2 separate regions of the Homo sapiens genome follow, and region 2 is linked to region 1. Evidence: chromatin loops called from intact Hi-C (ENCODE). Cell type or tissue: heart left ventricle. All regions are shown on one strand. Links, peaks and the distances in the headings refer to the core of each region. The heading gives the core; the rest is flanking DNA. Region 1 overlaps SLC2A7 (solute carrier family 2 member 7). Region 2 overlaps GPR157 (G protein-coupled receptor 157).

Region 1 (10,649 bases), core at 1,303-9,302:
ATCATTGCCTATTCTTTAGAGAAACGGTGTTCTTCCTGCAAAATAATTAATGACGTGTAAATTTGTATAACTCTCATGATTCCCTCCGTTTTGAATGTGGAAACCATTTGTAGGAGTACCCTGGTGAGAATGAAGTCCCCACAGTCCTTGGTTCACACATAGGAGCGTGACCTTCCGAGCACAGTGGTAGGTGGGCCAGGGGGTGCCCAGGCCCCGGGATCCTGAGTCCTTGGCTCCTTGCAGGCTGGCCGGTGCTTCTGGCGCTCACAGGGGTGCCCGCCCTGCTGCAGCTGCTGACCCTGCCCTTCTTCCCCGAAAGCCCCCGCTACTCCCTGATTCAGAAAGGAGATGAAGCCACAGCGCGACAAGGTATGAAGTCGCCGGCTACTCTCCCAGGCCCTGCCCACCCCGGGGGCCAGGCAGAGACACGGTCAGGGCCACAGTCAGGGTCGCCATGGGTCAGGGGTGAGAGCTGGGAGCTGAACGGGGTGGGGGGGTGGCAACTGGGGCACAACCAAGGTCAGGTCAGGGAATGGTGAGCTCAGGGCCAGCATGGGGGCTTGGGGCCCAGCCTGCAGGGAGACGGCCCTCTGAGCGGGTGGTTCTGCTTTCCGCAGCTCTGAGGAGGCTGAGAGGCCACACGGACATGGAGGCCGAGCTGGAGGACATGCGTGCGGAGGCCCGGGCCGAGCGCGCCGAGGGCCACCTGTCTGTGCTGCACCTCTGTGCCCTGCGGTCCCTGCGCTGGCAGCTCCTCTCCATCATCGTGCTCATGGCCGGCCAGCAGCTGTCGGGCATCAATGCGGTATGTGGGACGGTGGCCAGGCAGGGAGACAGATGAAGCAGACCCAGGCTTCATGGATAGCAACACACAGTTCCACCCACAGAGGCCTGGCCTGGCAGTGGGGCCAGGATCAGTCCAGGCAGAGCCAGATGTCAGGAAGAAACCTCACTCCTCTCTGCCTCCGTGCTCTGCCTCTCCCCACATGCCAGCTTCATTTTTCTCTGTTTCCCAGTCCCCAGAAGGAATGCCTCCTGCCAATAGTCCTTTCCCTTCTATACAAGAGACCAGCTAGACTGAGATGAGCTGAGGTCTCCTGGGTCCAAGCTCAGGTCACCAGGCCTGGGTTGGTAGGCCCAGCCTGTGTCAGGAGCCCATCTTGGGCCCACTTGTCTGTGATGTTTGTGGCATCGCTTTCTGCGACCGTGGCTCTTTGGCTGTAACTGTATCTAACCATGGTGTGAGGGAAGGGTGGAGATCTGACAGAAGCTAAAACACTGGAGATTGGGTGGGTGACCCAGTTGCTCCAGTGGCGTGTCGGGAAGAGGTGGCCTTGGCCTCAGGGATTCATGGATGTTTAACCAGTGATCGTGGGAGGGTAGATGGCCCAGGTGGGAGCCACCAGATGTGGAATAGCACACGTGGCCTTTCAAAGGGCTGTTTGTGCCAATGTCCTTGGCATGGGGCCAGAAGACAGACTCAACTTGCGGTTGGCTTGGCCCAGAGTGAGAGGTAAGAAGTCATTCTTTGGGATCTGAGCTCTTAGAGTAACTGAATGATGGAGGGAAAAGTGCTCTTGGAGGTCGTATGGTCTGACTTCCATTTTATAGACGCCAAACCTGAGGCCCAGAGAGGGAGGAGCTGCGACCCTGGATTCCAGGGCAGCGCCGGGCTCCACCCTGGTGTCCCGACTCCAGGTCAGGCCTCTTTTTCCCACCACCTGCTACCCTCTTCCTGTCCCAGGGTCCCCAACCCAGGCTTGCAGAACTGTGTGTGGCTTGAGTTGAGAAAGTTAAGCCAGCGTCCTGGGTCTTCCGGCCTGTCCTGACAGCCCTGTGTTTTTGTTTAGATCAACTACTATGCGGACACCATCTACACATCTGCGGGCGTGGAGGCCGCTCACTCCCAATATGTAACGGTGGGCTCTGGCGTCGTCAACATAGTGATGACCATCACCTCGGTGAGTGAGCAGGAGGCATCCTTCCTGCTGGAGGGTCTCTGGCCAGGTGCCGCCAGGCAGACAGGAGCCCCACAGAGTGAACTGAGTGCTGGTGGCCCTGGTCCTGGGGTCATTTAAGGGACATGGACTTTAGGATGCACACATACTAACTACCTGCATGACTTTGACCAGAAAACTCAAAATTCCTTCAGAGCCGGCCGGGCGCGGCGGCTCACACTTGTAATCCCAGCACTTCGGAAGGCCAAGGCGAGCAGATCACTTGAGGTCAGGGAGTTTGAGACCAGCCTGGCCAACATGATGAAACCCAGTCTCTACTAAAAATACAAAAAAATTAGCCAGGTGTGGTGGCACACACTTGTAATCCCAGCACTTTGGGAGACTGAGGCAGGTGGATGACTTGAGGTCAGGAGTTTGAGACCAGCCTGGTCAACATGGTGAAACCCCATCTCTATTAAAAAATACAAAAATGAGCTGGGCATGGTGGTGGGTACCTGTAATGTCAGCTACTTGGGAGGCCGAGTCAGGAGAATCACTTGAACTTGGGAGGTGGAGATTGCAGTGAGCAGGGAGATGGCACCACTGCACTCCAGCCTGGGTGACAAGAGTGAGACTCTGTCTCAAAAACAACAACAACAACAAAGAAAAACCTTCAGATCCAAGTTTCTTCCTTTGTAAAAATCATTATGGTGACTGCAATACATGGTATTCAAATGCAGGTACCCCTTTTTGTTGGTGCAGTTTCATGATTTCAGAGTTTAGTATTTAAAGTCTGAGCTACTTACGCTTTGATATATATGTTGCATGAAAAAGGGTCAGATGATCATGGCATTCCTTTCCCTAGACCATTTTCAAGTTATCTCCTGATTATTTTGATTCCTATTTCTTGAGTTGCCAGTGATGGTAAACATTTTCAAGAAAGTTATCTATTATTTGTATTTTCCCCAGAGCTAGTTTAAGTTCCAGTAAACTCTCAGAAGGTTTAGAAGGGCAGGGAGGGAGAAGTTAAGGAAAACAGTGGGAGAGGCTGACAGGAAAATTAAGGGAAGAGGACAGAGGTCCCCAGGCTGAAGTCTCAACCCCTTCCTCCTGCTGGATTTCTGTGGCCCCATCCCCAGTTTTCCCCTGGGGCAGGATCCATCCTTTATCCTCAGAGTCCTCCTCCTTGGGGATAAATGACCATAACTAGGACCTGCTTCACCATCATCCTACCTGGAGCAACCCAAGCCAGAAAAATACCCTTTCCCTCTCCCTGGAGGAACAGCATCTGGGAACCAGGCATACAGCAGGAAATTGACAGTATTTCCCTGATTTTTGGGGTGCACTTCGCTCCCATCCTGAATGGCAGTGATAGTCTGTCTGTTGGGATGTTGGGAGGACATGAGTCAGCTAACATGAGTCAAGGGGCTGTACAGGGCCGGCTCTGGTCAGCCATTAGGGATGGAGTAGAATGGAAATGGTATTAGAAGTAGAAAAGGAGCCAGGTGTGGTGGCTCATGCCTGTAATTCCTGCACTTTGGGAGGTTGAGGCGGGCGGATCACCTGACGTCAGGAGTTCGAGACCAGCCTGGCCAACATGGTGAAACCCCATCTGTACTGAAAATACAAAAATTAGCCGGGCGTGATAGCACATGCCTGTAATCCCAGCTACTCGGGAGACTGAGGCAGGAGAATTGCTTGTACCCGGGAGGCGGAGGTTGCAGTGAGCCACGGTTGCACCACAGCACTCCAGCCTGGGTGACAGAGTGAGACTCCACCAAAAAAAAAAAAAAAAAAAAAAAGAAGAAGAAGAAGAAGTAGAAAAGGAAGGAAGAAGTCGAAAGAATGCTGATCACAGGGAGTGTGGCCTGGGCTTGGTTGTTGGAGAAGGAGCTGGCTGAGTGGAGGGGTCAGTCCATCAGGTGGAAAAGTGGAGAGATGAGGGGCCCCGCATGATGTGAGCCCAGATTCCAGATGGCCTCAATGTCGAGTGGAGCCCCAGAGAATAGGAGGGGGCTATTTTTATTCTTATTCTTTTTATTTATTTATTTTTTAAACATAGAGACAGGGTCTTACTATGTTGACCCGGCTGGTTTCGAACTCCTGAGCTCAATCAATCCTCCTGTCTCGGCCTCCCAAAGCGCTGAGATTACAGGTGTGAGCCACTGTGCCCAGCCCAGGGGCTATTTTTAAATGTAGGTTTTATTCTTATTCAGGTATGGTGAGGCCAACAGATCAGGAGGTGGCTACTGCTGGAAAGACAGTTTGTTCCTCACAGATCCCATGAGGAGGGTGCGGTCCACGCCATTCCGGGCCTGCGGGGAAGCCCCAGGGTTGGTCAGGAAGCAGAGGCATGAAGGGGAAGTGTGAGGATGAACCTTTACTGTGGTTCCCACAGAAAGGAATGGGTGAGGCAGAGCGAGCAGGTTTAGGAGTAGCTGGTGTGAATAATTTCCTCAGGGTCGGGGACCACAGGGGCTGTGCCAGCTGTCTGGCCCCTGGCCCCCAGGGTGTTAGGGCAGGTGATGCTGGCCTTGCGTGTGAAAGCTCAGCAAAGGAAGACCTGGGGTGTGGGCCTGCATTGTTGGTTTGCAGATGAAAGAGGCACTCACTCCCAGACAGCGGTTTGTTTGCTATCAGTGGGGTGGGAAGGGCAGTCCCTCCAGGGCCATAAAGGTCCCAAGATGTCAAAGCATCAAACACAGAAACTAGAAAATGTGGTTATTCTAGTGGGTAGCAAGGGGTGCAGGGAGCCAAGATCCAGGAGGTCTGGAAATGAATGACCAGAACAAGGAAGGGTGGTGGTGAAGAGCATGAATGTCTGACCCATGTCAAATCAGCGGCCTGCATCCCACATGCAGGCAGCAGGGGTAAGAAAGGGGCACCTAAAAGGTGACGCACGGTGGCTCACGCCTGTAATCCCAGCACTTTGGGAGGCCGAGGCAGGAGGATCACTTGAGGCCAGGAGTTCGAGACCAGCCTGGCCAACATGGTGAAACCTCGTCTCTACGAGAAATACAAAACTTAGCCGGGCATGGTGGCAGGTGCCTGTAATCCCAGCTACTTGGGAGCTGAGGTAGGAGAATCACTTGAACCTGGGAGGCAGAGGTTGCAGTGAGCTGAGATCGCACCACTGCACTCCAGCCTGGGCAGCAAGAGCAAAACTCCGTTTAAAAAAAAAGAAAGAAAGACAAAAGAAAGAAAGGGGCACCTAAGAGGGGCCCACAAAAGGAAGTGGAGGCTCGGCCCAAGAACCGTGGGCGCCAGGCCAAGGCGGCTTCTCACTGTCCCCCTTCCCCTCCAGGCTGTCCTTGTGGAGCGGCTGGGACGGCGGCACCTCCTGCTGGCCGGCTACGGCATCTGCGGCTCTGCCTGCCTGGTGCTGACGGTGGTGCTCCTATTCCAGGTCTGACCTCATTTCCTGCCCCCTGGGTGGGGAGTCATGGGGAGGGTGGGAGGTCCCCTGACTGAACCGGGCCCGCTGCACCAAGTGGTTGGTTCTGAGTCCCACTGATGGCATGCATCCTGCCTGGAAAAGTACTTTGCAATGCCCCATCCTGAAGTGAATGTCACAGATGGCTTCATTTACCTACACCTGCACATGCAAATAAGTAACCGGATAGATGGTCCAGCTGTCATGGGAAAGAGAAACAAGGAGGACAGTTTGCAATAAAATATGTGCTTCAATGCGTAAATGCAAGGATGCCACCGCATTAGAAAACATCTATGGGCGGTGAACAGGTGTGGGTTAAGGAAAGACCAGAAGTCACCCCATTCGAGAGGTAGAAGGAGGCTGAGCACAGTGGCTCACTCCTGCAATCCTAGCACTTTGGGAGGCCAAGGCAGGAGGACCCATTGAGCCCAGGAGCTCAAGACCAGTCTGAACAACATGGTGAGACCCCATCTCTACAAAAAATACAAAACGTTTTCTGGGTGTGGTGGTGTGCACCTGTAGTCCCAGCTACTCAGGAAGCTGAGGTGGGAGGATCACCTGAGCCTGGGAGGTCAAGGCTGCAGTGAGCCATGATCGCACCATTGTACTCCAGCCTGGGGGACAGTGAGACCCTGTCTCAAAAAAGAAAAAACAAAACAAAACTACGAATCATTTTTCAGTAAGACTAAAACACAGCAGACCACCCAAACAAGAAGTACATCATTTTAATTTGCAGTGTTCTCAGCCTGTATGTATTATCCACGTTCTACGGAAGTGATGAAAATACGTGGTGTGTCATGATATAAAATCTCTAAAAAGCAACCAGCATTCTGTGTCTCCGAGGCAGCCTCTTTGCTGTTGCTTGTGCAGGAACGGCAGCACTGTCCTGAGCCCTTTCAAATGGAAAATATATCAGCAACGCAATTGCACATGAGTACAAGAATGTGTGAGGAGCTCATTCTGTCATGTAGAGCCAAGATCTTTGCTCTTTTCCTTCTTTTCCAAGCTGCCCTCTCTGCAATGACTTGTCCTTAACCACCAGAGAGTGCAGAGAGCTCCATGTGGGAAAGAGCTGGGGGATTCAGGGAATGACCAGGAGGCCAGGGCCTGCGGGGAAAGCAAGGCCTGGCGACGAACAGTGTTAGTGATGCTCATAAATCAATTAAAGTTTCCCTCGGAAAGAACTTTCTTCTTTAATTTTAAAACCAGTATAAGTTCTCAGCCAGACGCAGTGGCTCACACCTGTAATCCCAGCACTTTGGGAAGCCAAAGCGGGTGGATCACCTGAGGTCAGGAGTTCTAGAGCAGCCTGACCACGTGGTGAAACCCCGTCTCTATTAAAAATACAAAATTTAGTCGGGTGTGGTGGCGTGTGCCTGTAATCCCAGTTACTCGGGAGGCTGAGGCAGGAGAATCACTTGAACTCAGGAGGCAGAGGTTGCAGTGAGCCAAGATCACAGCACTGCTCCAGCCTGGGTGACAGAGCGAGATTCTGTCTAAAAAAAAAAAAAACCAATATAAGTTCTTAGCAGAACCTTTAGGGATTCTAGGAAGTGAAAAGAGGTGAGCACGACTGAGCGCCACCTGCAGAGACCACCGCCAGTGACACTTCTGAAACCTAGGGGCATCCCCGGTGGCTCTTTCACTCCTTCTGTCCAACCAGGGGCTCTGCCTGAAAATGCAGCAGCAGCTGCTCGCTTCACACCGGGTCCAGGGCGGCCCCACCAACCCAGCCAGCCTCGCTTTTGCTTGAAGTGTTGAATGGCCCCAATCCTCCTGCCTTCTCTTCTTGTTGAAAATGAATCAGATCTTGTTGCTTCTCTGCTTGGAAGCTCCCAGTGCCTCCCCTCCCACCTCGCCATCCAGCTCTGCTGCCAACTTGTCCCTTGAGGCCGTCTCATAACTGTGACTACAGGGTTCCCTGGGAAGTTCATCTGGGGGCACCCGGTTAGTTTGGCTGAAGTCCGTTGACCCGGTTTTGCATTGGCTGTTCTCTCGGCAGTTGGGAGCAGAGATGGTGGTCTGCCAGCTCCACGGGTCCGGGGGTCCTAGGAGTCTCCAGAGAATGGTAGAGAAAGTCCGGACCTCAGCTCACTCATGTTGACTGGGTGACTTCAGCCACTGCTTGATCCCTGAGGGACTAAGGTTCCTCATGGTCTGTATTCAGGGCCCTCTGTGCTCTGCTTCCACAATTGTGGAACTGAAACAATCATATAAGCCGGGCGTGGTGGCGCACGCCTCTAGTCCCAGCTACAGGAGGCGGAGGCAGGGGAATCTTGAACCCGGGAGGCGGAGGCTGCAGTGAGCCAAGACTGTGCCACTGCACTTCAGCCTGGGCGACAGAGCGAGACTCTGTCTCAAAAAAAAAAAAAAAGAAAGAATCGTAGAGTCACTCAGAGGGCAGAGGAGTATCACAAAGATCAGATGAGTTAATATTTGTGATTTGTAAAGTGCAGAGAATGGCACCTGGCAGGAAAATAACTCAAAGGTAGATGCCCCTCGTTCTCCATGACGCTCATCAGGTGAGGCTGGAGGGAGCCCTGTGGGAGGCTACAAGGCCTGGTTCTCACTGGCCTTCCTCTCTTGCCCACAGAGCCCTCAAGGTCCATGGAGGTGCCCAGACATCTAGGTGCAGCTCCTCCCTGGGGCAGGAAGGTGGGACCCGCAGGTGGACCCCCCCGCACGTGGGGCTCCTGGCCTCAGCCCAGACAGCCCTGCCTCTCCCCACAGAACAGGGTCCCCGAGCTGTCCTACCTCGGCATCATCTGTGTCTTTGCCTACATCGCGGGACATTCCATTGGGCCCAGTGAGTACCTGCACGCCTCCCTCGCCCCGGCCATCCTGGTCCATTCCTGGGCCTGACACACAGTCAGTGCTCGACACATATTTGCTGAGTGAATGGACGTCCTTGGTCCCCGTGCTCACGCAGATCCCACACGTTCTTAGTTCTCAGCCTTGATGGCACTCCAGGCCATGTGCATTCATTCAACCAGCGCCAGCCAGGCCAGCGCCCCACTGATCATCTGTGGCTCCCAGGGGGGCCCAGACTCAGGTCTGGCACCCAACAAGGACATGAGCTTTTGCAGAGAGGGAGCTTATGCCAGTCAGACACCCCTGGGGCACCTTGGTTTACATCCACACCCTCCAGACACTCACTTGAGCCTCCAAGCCCACAGCACACCCAAGGCTCAACTGCCTTCTATCCCCGCTGACTGCCAGCTACAGTCCCTTATTACACTGTCCCCAATGTCCTGTTGCCAGTGGCTTCGGGCCTCCACCTGGGCCCACCTGTTGGGCAGCCTCTGAGACTCCAGACTCCTTCCCTAGTGTGTCCTGAGAATTGAACCTCCTTCTCCCTGCCTGGGAAAAGACACCCCTGACTGTGAAGACTCTAATAACATTCCCTGAAGAATGTTCATTTTGAAAGCACTGTCCATAAACCAAAATGAAGGTATTTAATTCATTCAACATCCATTGGCGGAATACCTGTTTACACTGTGCTGTGTCAGGCACATGAATGAGACCACATACTTGTATTTAAGGGTATTTAAGAAGTGGGATTTAGGCCTGGCATGGTGGCTCATGCCTGTAATCCCAACATTTTGAGAGGTGGAGGGAGGCAGGCTGTTCACTTAAGGTCAGAAGTTCGAGACCAGCCTAGCCAACAAGGTGAAACTCCGTTTCTACTAAAAATGCAAAAATTAGCCAGGTGTGTTGGCGGGCGCCTGTAGTCCCAGCTACTCGGGAGGCTGAGGCAGGATAATCACTTGAACCCAGAGGTTGCAGTAAGCCAAGATCCACCACTGCACTCCAGGCTGGGCAAGAGAGCAAGACTCTGTCTAAAAAATAAAGGGGAGCGGGTGGGGATTTAGAGCAGGACGCCTTCCCAGTGTACCTCAAACGTGGAGGCAGCAGAACCTCAAAGGAAAAGTGCCAGTGTGTGTAGACCTGGCCGGGTTCCAAGCCGTTCTGCCCCCACTGCCTGTGTGTCACCTGGAGCAAGCCATGGTGCTTCTCCAAGAACGGGGTGATCAGGTGTGCCGGCAGACGCGAGGTCAGAGCATGGGCTGATCTGACATTCAACTTAGACCTAAGGACTATTGGCTGCTGTTGTTGTGGTGGACAGGAGGAAGGCAGGACAGATGACATCCCTGCCGGCGTCCACTTTGGGGTCAGGGCCCTGGAGAAGGGGCCCGGGCCCCAAGTCACTGGGCTGCAGGAGTTTGCACTTGACATCCCAGCTTCATTCAGGGGCTTTGAATTCTTCTCCATGTCCATCCAGAGAGGGAGATCGGTCCTTTTCTTTTTTTCCTTCTTTTTTTTTTTTTTTTTTTGAGTTGGAGTCTCACTCTGTTGCCCAGGCTGGAGCGCAACCTCCATCTCCCGAGTTCAACAGATTATCCTGCTTCAGCCTCCTGAGTAGCTGGGACTACAGGCACACGCCACCATGCCGGACTAATTTTTATATTTTTAGTAGAGATGGGGTTTCATCATGTTGGCCAGGCCGGTCTCGAACTCCTGACCTCCAGTGATCTGTGAGACCGGACCTTTTCAATGAGGCCATTTCACCACCTAAGCGGGGGTGGGAAGCTTGGAGGAGGAGGGACAGAATCTTCCTCTTTCTTTGTGTAAAGCTACAGATATCTATATATGCAGGACCTAAACAGACGCACAGTATTAAAATTTCATGGGAGTGGCGATTAGGGAACAAAAATGGCTTTAGACATTTTAGACAAGGCTTCTTAAGGAAGCGATAATGAAAAACAGTTGTCCAAGAAGGTGTAGCCCTCAGGCCCTGCCATACCCAGATCCGCCATAGGAGGGCGGCACTTCCCAAGCGCGGGCGGTCTCAAGTCAGAGTGACGCCAGCGCAAAGGAAGCTCTTTCAGAAAGCTCTGCTGCCTGTGAGCTGGAGCCCACTCACTCCTGCTGCTCCCACGAAGCTTCCCATCCATTTACTTTCTGCAAACCTTCATGGAGCGTCATTGGCCTTGAAGAAGCAGCAATGGAAATTCAATTCCAGGCTCTCCAACCAGACTTTGCAAAGTGGATCTTTGCAGCTCCTGCTCTGATCACGCCCTGGTTTTGTGGGTAAAGGCAGGGTTCCTTTCCAGTCCCCAATCCCAGCTGGTACTCTTGAGGGTCCTAGGTCAGAGGCTAGAGTGGGCCGCGTCCCGCCAGCCCTGGGGGACACCTGGGTCCTTCTCCGCCCCACCCATCCTGCTCTGCCCTCCAGGTCCTGTCCCCTCGGTGGTGAGGACCGAGATCTTCCTGCAGTC
Region 2 (10,209 bases), core at 1-8,000, 89 kb before region 1:
AGCACTTTGGGAGGCCAAGGCAGGCAGATCACCTGAGGTCAGGAGTTCAAGACCAGCCTGGCCAACATGGTGAAACCCTGTCTCTACTAAAAATACAAAAATTAGCCAGGCATGGTGATGCACGTCTGTAATCCCAGGTCTTTGGGAGGCTGAGGCAGGAGAATCTCTTGAACCTGGGAGGCGGAGGTTGCGGTGAGCCAAGACCACACCATTGCACTCCAGCCTGGGCAACAAGAGTGAAACTCGGTCTCAAACAAACAAATACGATTTCTTCCTAAAGGTGAAGGTTTTAAGCTTCAGAGTCAGTTTTTTTTTTTTTTTTTTTTTAAAAAAGGAGCCTCATTCTGTCGCCCGGAGCTGATGTGGTGGTGCGTGCCTGTAGTCCCTACTACTCAGGAGGCTGAGACGGGAGGATCCCTTGAGCCCAGGGATTTGAGGCTTCATTGAACTGGGATGGCACCACTGCCACTCCAGCCTGGGCAACAGCAGGACCCTGTCTCAAAAAAAGAAAAAAACAAAGGATTCAAAAGGATTCAGCTGTTTTGTATTCAGCTGAGGTAAGTGGCGGCATGGAGCATGGAGCGATTATTTACATTTAAAAGAAAAGAATTGAAAGTAAGCACCTGTATCTCTATTTTTATTCTGTGGGTCTTCCACAAACGCTTTCGTCTTATTTCAGAAAACAGCTTCTGTGTTCAGTCACAGGAGCCATCGGCAAAGAATGGAAGTGGAAATGCTACCTCCAGGGTCTTGGTGAGAGAAAGTACAGCTTTACCTGATAGGTGATTTCCCTTGGAATCCATCAGAACTCGACAAAGCATGATTTTCTGAGCCTAGTAAAATGGTTCTGAATCAAAACCGAAGTCACGCTGTGCTGCCGATCCCTGTTTGACTCTCAAAACCAAAATCTGTATCAGGAAAGGAATAATCATTTAGCAGACTGAGTCCAAAATGCTCATTTTTGGTTTCCTGTGAAAATGGATTTCTTTTTGTCGCTTTCTTTTTTTTTTTTTTTTTTTTTGAGATGGAGTCTCACTCTATTGCCCAGGCTGGAGTGCAGTGGTGCAATTTTGACTCACTGCAACCACCGCCTCCCAGGTTCAAGCGATTCTCCTGCTTCCCAATCCCAAGCTGCTGGGATTACAGGCATGCGCCACCATGCTCGGCTAATTTTTTGTATTTTCAGTAGAGACGGGTTTTCACCATGTTGGCCAGGCTGGTCTCGAACTCCTGACCTCAGGTGATCCACCCACCTCAGCCTCCCAAAATGCTTCGATTGCAGGCATGAGCCACTGTGCCTGTCCAAGAAAACAGATTTCTTGATGGAAATTAGTGAGACAGACATCCCCTTAGGATTGAAAGAGAGCTCTGGGCTGCTCCAGGGAAAGCCACTTGGCAGAAATAGCCTCTGTAAGTGAATTCTGGATTCCCCTGAAGACGTTACAGCAAATCTCTGGGTATGTCTCTGGTAAAGACCCTCACTTGAGCTTCTAGAAGGGAGCGAAAATTCAGGAATTTGCTTGCTGCAAAAGAGAACATGATTAACAGGTAAAAGAGAAAAGACAATATAGGCCACAGAGGAATAGTGTTAGGATCAACCCTGCTCAGCAGGGGCCTCTGGAGCCCTCCCTGCTGTACCCAAGCCAGAGCTGAGACATGGCTCCCCAGATGGACTGGCTGTGGTCAGGAAAGGCCTGTAGAGGGAGCTGAGGGCTCAGAAAATACCTGCTCCGGGTGCCTGGGCTCAAGTTCTCATTCCATTTCTTTGATGCCACTGGCCACTGTATCTGCTTTTGTAAAAACCTCCAAAAAGTTATACATCAGGTATCTCTAGTCAGCTTCCTCCGCTGCCCACCTCTTGCCACAGATGAGTGATCACTGTGAATGGTGGTGACCAGGTGGGCAGGGCAGGGGCTTGTCTAAGTGCCTTAGCCCAGGCCCCTGGCCCATCGACCTCGAAAACAGCAATATCGCCTCCTTCTTAGATCCAGTTACCAAGTCAGTCTAGCTGGGTGGGTAGTGCTCAGACAGAAAGGCTGGATGGGAAGGAAGTCACATCCTAAAAGTCCAGGAGGGGGCCAGGCGCAGTGGCTCACGCCTGTAATCCCAGCACTTTGGGAGACCAAGGTGGGCAGATCACCTGAGGTCAGGAGTTTGAGACCAGCCTGGCCAACATGGTGAAACCCTGTTTCTACTAAATATACAAAAAAAAAAAAAATAGTTGGATGTGGTTTCGTGTGCCTGTAGTGCCAGCTACTCAGGAGGCTGAGGCAGGAGAATTGCTTGAACCCAGAAGGCAGAGGTTGCAGTGAGCCGAGACTGCACCACTGCACTCCAGCCTGGGTGACAGAGCAAGACTCCATCTCAAAAAATAAAACAAGTCCAGGAGGGGCTGTTACTTCTTTTTAGTTTATTTATTTTTGTGAGGCAGGGTTTTGCTGTCTGGAGCATCATACCCAGTCTGGAGTGCAGTGATGCAATCATGGCTCACTGCAGCCTCCACCTCCCAGGCTCAAGCGATCCTCCCACCTCAGCTCCCTGAGAAGCTGGGACCACAGGCCTGGCTAAATTTTGACTTTTTGTAGAGACAAGGTTTTGCCATGTTGCCCAGTCAGATCTCAAGCGAGGGGCTGTTACATCTGATCAGGGCAAAAGGGGCTGTGCTCCTTGGACACTTTGCACAGCCCCAGTGGGCTTCTTTCTCCTCTGTTAGTGTGGTTAATGTTCATCTGCCTGCATCCCTGAGTCACCCAAGTGTAACCTCAGCCATAACACGTACTGCAGCCGGAACGGTGTCCGCAGCTCAGCGTCCCTCTCCCATGCACTTTCTGAACTTTGGTCTTTTAACCAGGTTTACCAGCCGCTTTCTGCCTCTTTGTGCTTTTGAGGGTTTTTTGGTTTGTTTGTTCTGTTTTGTTTTTAAATAAAGATGATTATTTGGCCCAGGCTGAGGGTGCAAACAGAACTCTTCACGTGTCCACGACAAGAAAAATAGTTTTTACAAACTTCTAGTTGTGGCATCAAAAGTGTGAGTTTTTGCACCTGCAAAATTGTAATGCAAGCCCTGACTGGGTGGAAGCTGAAGTCTTGCTGTTTTAAATTAAATAAATAAATTATTTTTCTCCTATGTGTTTGGTAAAGTGATTGCCTCCTGATGTGTTGTGCAGGGTGGGGAGGGGGCGGTTGCAGGACAGGTGGCTCGCATTGGCCTGTGTTGCTGTGGTTCCAGAGCCTACCATGAGGCTGAGACCTGGAGAAGACAGCTCTGCCCTTCTCTCTTGGCAAATTAGCTAAAGAGGCAGCCGCCCTGTTGGCATAGCCAGCTTCCCCTGAGTTGACCTAATAAAGATCATGGGGGTGGAGAGATAGGGAGAGGGTTTTAGAATACAGATTCCTGGGCTTTGTCCACAAAGTTGGTGCTTACCAGGGGAATGAAAGGCACTCCTATAGCAGGACCCTAGTGTAACCGCCCAGTGGGTTCACCTTGCCTGCTGCCTAGATAGAGCCGATGAGGGTCAACAGGTCCAAGTTCCAAGCACCCATGACTTGGGGCTGAACTTGATTAAGAGAGATGCTCCAGGGCTGAGCTGCTGACCCCTTCACCCTTCATGCATGGTTGTATCACACACAGGGTGACCCGCCGCAGCTGCATCTGCAGGCCTCCTGGTGGTCAGGGACTGCTGGGACACAGGGTCTCTTCTTGGAAGGGAGCAGCCTTCCAAACGCATCTACTGGAGCTGGCTGCCTTGCTGCGTGACTTGCAGATCTGCACTGGCCATGCAGCCCCACCTCCGGTCATAGTTTTCTTGAAACTGCTCCGCCTTGGGAATTTTGCTGCCAAAAGCTCCTAAACTTTCTTCCACTGTCTGGATTTTGTGCAGTTAAAACTGCATTGAGGAGAATGGCTTGAACCCGGGAGGCAGAGATCGAAGTGAGCCGAGATCACGTCACTGCACTCCAGCCTGGGTGACAGAGCAAGTCTCAAAAAACAAACAAAACAACAACACAAACTGCATTGAATAGCCCCTAGAAGTGGCATCTTGAATTTGGTTATTAAGGTACAACATACACAAACTTAAGTAATATTAAAATAGCAGGCCTGGTCCTGCTACTTCGACGCGACCACCCTGAGGTTTGTTAACTATTCTCTCCTGCCTTTGTCTTTGCATCTCTAAACTTGATGCTATGTGCTTACCTGGGAGAAAATGGAAGCATCCCCTTGAGGCCCTCTCCTGTGACCCTCCACTCATCAACTGCCATGCGCCTTTCCCTTTCCATCTGTCTCCCCTCAGTGACCTTTTTTCACCTCTTCCCTGACCTCTTCTCCGGAGTTCTCTTCGCCTTCCTCACCCCAGCAAATGCAGCATGCATTCAGAATCCAGGCTCCGTGTTCCACACTGCTCCACACCACTCCACACCGTTCCCTCTTGCCTGACCTCCTGCTTCTGCCTATATGCAGCTCACACCCCACAGGGTCACCTCCTTCTGCTCCCATAGACTTCTAAGCGGGTCTTTGGGATGCCACAGTCTCTGCAGAAACCATACGTTCCAGGGACCACTCTACCAGGCATTTTCCCCAGAGCCTGCCAGGCTCCTGGCACAGAGTCAGGCTGTATCCAAGGGTCAGCCCAGCATGCAGCTGAGGCTTAGGCCTTGCACATAGGAAAAGCTCCAGCAGGGGAAGCTTTGGGGGCAAGGTGGACCACTTTCTGAATGAAGCATGCGTGTCTAGTAACAATTACTCACCTGTGGGAGGAGAGTCCAGAATCCAGGCTCCACGAGGAAAAGGATTTGCCAGATGTGGTGGGGTCAGGACGTTGTCACTAGCTAATAGCTGGCGTTTCCTGAGTGCTTACCCTGTGCCAGGCCAGATATGAAGTTGCCCTTCTGCGGGCAGGATCCTGGAAACTGCACGGGTCACAGGCCCATGGAGTTGGCACTGCCTGTACACAGGACAAAGCTGGTGCTTACCAGGGAAGTGAAAGGCACTCCTATTGCAGGGCCCTAGTGTAACCGCCCAGTGGGTTCACCTTGCCCGCTGCCTAGACAGAGCCGATTTATCAAGACAGGGGAATTGCAACAGAGAAAGAGCGATTCACACAGAGCCAGCTGTGTGGGAGACCAGAGTTTTATTATTATTCCAATCGGTCTCCCAGAGCATTTGGGGATCGAGTTTTTAAAGATAATTTGGTGGGTGGGGAGGGGCCAGTGAGTCGGGAGTGCTGATTGGCTGGGTCAGAGATTAAATCATAGGGAGTTGAAGCTGTCCTCTTGTGCTGAGTCAGTTCCTGGGTGAGGGCCACAAGATGAGATGGGCCAGTTTATCGATTTGGTGCCAGCTGATCCATCAAGTGCAGGGCCTGCAAAATATCTCAGGCACTGACCTTAGGTTTTACAATAGTGATGTTATGCCTAGGAGCAATTTGGGGAGGGTCAGAATCTTGAATCCTCAGCTGCATGACTGCTAAACCATACTTTCTAATCTTTTGGCTAACAAGAAGGGGATCTACCTTGAGAAAAGGGCTGCTATCTTCTTTTTTCTAAACTATAAACTAAGTTCCTCCCCAGATTAGTTCAGCCCATGCCCAGGAATGAACAAGAACAGCTTGGAGGTCAGAAGGAAGATGGAGTTGGTTAGGTCAGATCTCTTTCACCGTCTCAGTCATAATTTTGCAGTGGCAGTTTCACTAGCAGGGTCTCAGAGTAGGAGAGAACAACATTGGGGTATTTATTCTTTTTTTTTTTTTTTTTTTTTGAGACGGAGTCTTGCTCTGTCACCCAGGCTGGAGTACAGTGGCACGATCTCGGCTCATCGCGATCTCCAACTCCCAGGTTCAAGCAATTCTCCTGCCTCAGCCTCCCTAGCAGCTGGGAGTACAGGCATGCGCCACCACACCTGGCTAATTTAATTTTTGTATTTTTAGTAGAGACAGGGTTTAGCCATGTTGGCCAGGCTGGTCTTGAACTCCTGACCTTGTGATCCACCTGCCTCTGCCTCCCAAAATGCTGGGATTACAGGCGTGAACCACCACGCCTAGTCCATATTTTTGAAGATCAAAACATATAGTTTCAGATGAGTCTTTCAGCCTTCTTGGGATTAGCAAGTCGTGATGTAATCCTTTCACACATGTGAGCACAGCATGATGAGGATTTGCTGGTGGCTAGTTGAATGAGTTTTGAGTCTAAGCTATCATTGGATGCTTTCTATTGAAGAGCTGATGAATCTTTCCAGGAAGTTCCTGGAGTGAACCATAAAGTTATTTGCAGCAGTTGTCTTGCAGGACAAGAATCTCCTGGGCATAGTGAAGTGATATTGATGAAGGCAGCCGTGTGTTTATCAAGTCATCTTACAGTAGACAAGCTGAGGGGATGGCTTTGATTCTCCAAGGAAACGAGAAGCAGGTGGGTCCCGACGACCAGGTTTGTGAACGACGAGGCTCTGGAAAGAGAGAGACTGAGTTCCAACTATGGCTCCATTGTTTATTATACTTGATCTTGGCCACAAGGCCGAGAAGTGGACTCCATCTTTTATTTATTTATTATTATTATTTTTTTTGGAGACGGAGTCTTGCTCTGTTGCCCAGGATGGAGTGCAATGGTGTGATCTTGGCCTACTGCAACCTTCACCTTCTGGGTTCAAGCGATTCTCCTGCCCCAGCCTTCCATGTAACTGAGACTACAGGCACATGCTACCATGCCCAGCTAATTTTTGTATTTTTAGTAGAGATGGGGTTTTGCCATGTTGGCCAGGCTGGTCTTGAACTCCTGACCTCAGGTGATCCACCTGCCTCAGCCTCCCAAAGTGCTAGGATTACAGGCATGAGCTGCTGTACCTGGCCCATTATTTATCCTTGTATTACTCTGAGAAAATGTTGACCTCACTCAGCCACAGGTTCATCTAAAATGGGGTGATATTGAGGCTTAAATGAAATCTAATGCTTCTAAAGCTGCCTTTGCAAAAATTATGACAGTGAGAGAAATCCAACATTGTTGATTCTGTCTTGCTTCTAAGCTCCAGGCTGTCCTTGGTCATTCCTGAGTATGGGCCAAGCTAACTTTGGGAGAAATTTAGTTTAGAGTTTAACCTTAAAGCAAGGATGATAATAGCCCTTCTCAAAACTAAACCACCTTTGTAAAACTAATGAAAGTCCACAAGGTTAGGATTATGAGAGGGGCCTGAATTCTGCTAAGATGTAGGCATAGGTAAATGACTACCAGCCATTGTTCCAGAGGTCACAAGACTTATAACCTCCCCAATTACTCCCGTAAGTAACATCACTATTGTAGAACCTAAGATTTGCTTTTTGAGATGTCTCAGACTTGTATTTCTGATGATGGCTAACTCTACCTGGACTCATGACTCAACCCATCCTGTGGCCCCACCCAGAGGAGGACTCAGCACTGTAAGACTTAAAGAAACAAGAAAGAAACACAAAATGTGGCTTGACAGTTAAGGACAGGTTTATTTTAGAGAAAACAAACCTGAGAGGGGCTTCCGGCTGAGTTAGGTCAGAGAGCCCTTCTCTCTGACAGACTAAGGATATTTAAGGGTTTTTTGGAAGGTGGGTGAGCTTATTGTAGGTTCAGAATGTTTCTATGTGAGGGAAAATTTATTGCGGGGTTAGAATGTCTCTGGTCAGAGGGGAGGCTGTCTTGGGGTTGGCATGTTTCTGGTCAGAGAGGGGTTTATCTTAGCATTGGAATGTTTCCAGTTATGCTAATATTGGCCATTAGGCTGATGTTCTGGGGCTGGATTTAGGCGGTTTTTCATCCATCAACGGGAACGTAGGATGGCGGTGTTTGTTCAAGATGGCAATGTTCCTGCTCTGTCAATCCAGTCCCTATAGTTATAAAAAGGATGAGGGGCGGCGTGTTCTTTCTGGCTACTTCCTGCTGAGGGCTGGGGGGCAGAGGGCGGAGAGTTCTTTGGTTTCGGATTAATTACAGGAGTAACTCCATTGTAGATGTTTTTGGGTAGTTGGTTGTCAGATGGCCATGATCCTGTTGGTTAAAAAGCTTTGAAAATGGTTCATTAAGCAGGGTAAGAACATTAGTCCTAGGCATATTATTAGGAGAGGGCCCAGGAATGGGATGACCCATGTTAGGATTTTGTGTTTAAACCAAGAATTTACTTGGTTGTCTTGGTATTCTCTTAGCTTTTTAGTCCTTTCTTTAAGTTTTTTTAGCAGCATCTCTTACTAGGCCCTATTGGTTGAGACAGAAGCAACATTCTTCACCCAGTGAGAGGCAGAGGCTCCAGTTTTCAGCCGTTATAAGATTTAGCCCTTGTCTATTTTGGAGGACTACTTCAGCCAAGGAGTCTAATTGGTCTTGGACTCATATAAGGCTTTGGGCCATATCTTCTAATGAATCCTGCAGGTCTGTTGACAGAGCTTTAAAGTATGTTAAGGAGGTGGGTAATCCTCCTGCTCCCAACCCAGTCCCAGAGGTTATACCTAAGGTGGCCATTAAAGGAATGACTTGGATGGCCCTCCTTTTTCTAACATACTGGACGGATGGGATGGATAAAGGCTGATTAGGAGGAACTAAGCCAATGGTGGGAGACAGAAAAACTAGGGTACAGGTTCCAGTCCAGTTGGTGGGGAGAAAAAGATATGTGTTGGTGCCACACAAAAAGAATAAGGCTTTGTCGTAAATATAGGCAGAGATATGGAAAGAAAATAAGTGAATTAAAGATGGGATATTTTTCCTTTCCTGTGGTTCATTACTCCAGGTGGACAAGGAGGAGGCCAAGGAGACACACCTACTATAGTAGAGATATAGGAGGAGTATAGGAGGAGGGTTTTTTGTTTTTTCAGACAGAGTTTCCCTCTTGTTGCCCAGACTGGAGGGCAATGGCGCGATCTCGGCTCACCGCAACCTCTGCCTCCTGGGTTCAAGCGATTCTCCTGTCTCAGCCTCCAGAGTAGCTGGGATTACAGGCACATGCCATCACGCCCGGCTAATTTTGTATTTTAGTAGAGACGGGGTTTCTCCATGTTGGTCAGACTGGTCTTGAACTCCCAATCTCAGGTGATCCGCCCACCTCAGCCTCCCAAAGTGCTGGGAATACAGGCGTGAGCCACCGTGCCCATCTGGAGGAGTTTTTTTTACACATCTAATGTGGTCAGATGTTGCGCCACTGATACTGAGCCACGGAAAAATGTGGGCACTAGGGGAAGCAGAGGTTAGGCCAGGGGGAGGGGCAGTAAAAGGAGCCGTTGCAGGAATGCTCCGTTCGCTTCAGGCAATACTTGGTAGTCAACCGGGTGAGTGTGATGGTCAGAGGGGTGCTTAACAATGATAGTGTGGCTGCATTAGTTAGAAGTTAAGAACCCTACAGGGAAACTTCCCCCAGAGGCTGAAAAGCAAATTGAGGCTTGTTGTAAAAGGGGCGTGTGTTTAGTTATGGGCCCTTCAATGGGAGGGCCTTGGGGCTTAAGGTGTTCTAGGGAGTTGTAATCGGTTTGAAATAATTTGTTGGCCTGATCTGCCCTGGAAATGGGATAATTGCCGACCAGCATGTCAGCTTTTTCCAAAAACGAAGCTCCTTTTTGGAGTTGATAGATTAGGGTTATGTTTCCTGTTAAAAGGTCATGAAGGGGTGCAGGAAGGGCTGTGTAAGCTGAGGAAGACAGCGGTAAGCACATCCAGGTCTCCGAAAAAAAGGAACAGTTAGCTTGCCACAAGAGAGATTGTGTAAGGTTTATAGAGCGTTCTAGTTTGAGCAGTAAGGAGTGGTTGTATTGGTGAGGTTGATGTGATTAGGGAATTTATATTGAAAGAAACAAGCAAAAAGAGAAAAAAGTTATTTGGGTAAGAGTAAAGTCCTGGAAAGCTCCTTGAAGCCATAGGTCCCATAGAATAGTGAGGAGCTGATCAGGATGTACAGTGGGAGTTTCATAAGCATACCACTGATGGTCTGTAGTAAGGTTGGTTAGGAAGTGATGAAAGTTTGGGAGACAAAGAGACATAAGCGGCTTATGTGCACTCCTCCTCCTTTTCCTCCAGGATTTGGGTGAGGCGAAGGGAAGTTGGTCCTGTGGAGATGTAACAGAAGGCTGAAGGGGTTTTAGATTTGGTTGTTTGGGTATGTGGTGAAGGGAAGTCTGTTTTCTTGAGAGAAAAATGATGAAACCAGCTGGGGAGTCCCTGGAGTTTTGCTGCTGTGGGTGTAGTAACGATGATCTGGTAAGGTCCCTTCCATTT

The links. Peaks named below come from ENCODE experiments on the same cell type or tissue, not always from the same donor. Only the 100,000 strongest peaks of a DNase experiment are listed, where the experiment ranks them.
Region 2: a loop joins it to region 1, with 7 times the contacts of the local background. A loop is called at or near these places in 75 of 110 quality-filtered maps.

The regions. Positions count from the first base shown.
Region 1 is chr1:9,004,837-9,015,485 of GRCh38, reverse strand. It overlaps SLC2A7 (solute carrier family 2 member 7), which reads left to right. Exons shown (of 12, transcript NM_207420.3): 6 at 244-369; 7 at 618-805; 8 at 1,851-1,961; 9 at 5,242-5,343; 10 at 8,101-8,176; 11 at 10,607-10,649. Among named protein-coding and RNA genes, the nearest start is that of SLC2A7, 16 kb to the left of the region's middle. RefSeq lists silencers at 4,412-4,471, 10,158-10,437 and enhancers at 6,728-7,228, 7,229-7,729, 10,150-10,649. In heart left ventricle, for the core only: a CTCF peak has its summit at 5,284 (motif pointing left); DNase peaks (open chromatin) are centred at 4,245, 5,284 and 7,606; H3K27ac peaks cover 216 bases.
Region 2 is chr1:9,093,223-9,103,431 of GRCh38, reverse strand. GPR157 (G protein-coupled receptor 157) reads left to right here. Exons shown (of 4, transcript NM_024980.5): 4 at 1-3,127. It also overlaps a transcript of SLC2A5 not described here. Among named protein-coding and RNA genes, the nearest start is that of SLC2A5, 29 kb to the right of the region's middle. In heart left ventricle, for the core only: a CTCF peak has its summit at 1,699 (motif pointing right); a DNase peak (open chromatin) is centred at 1,693.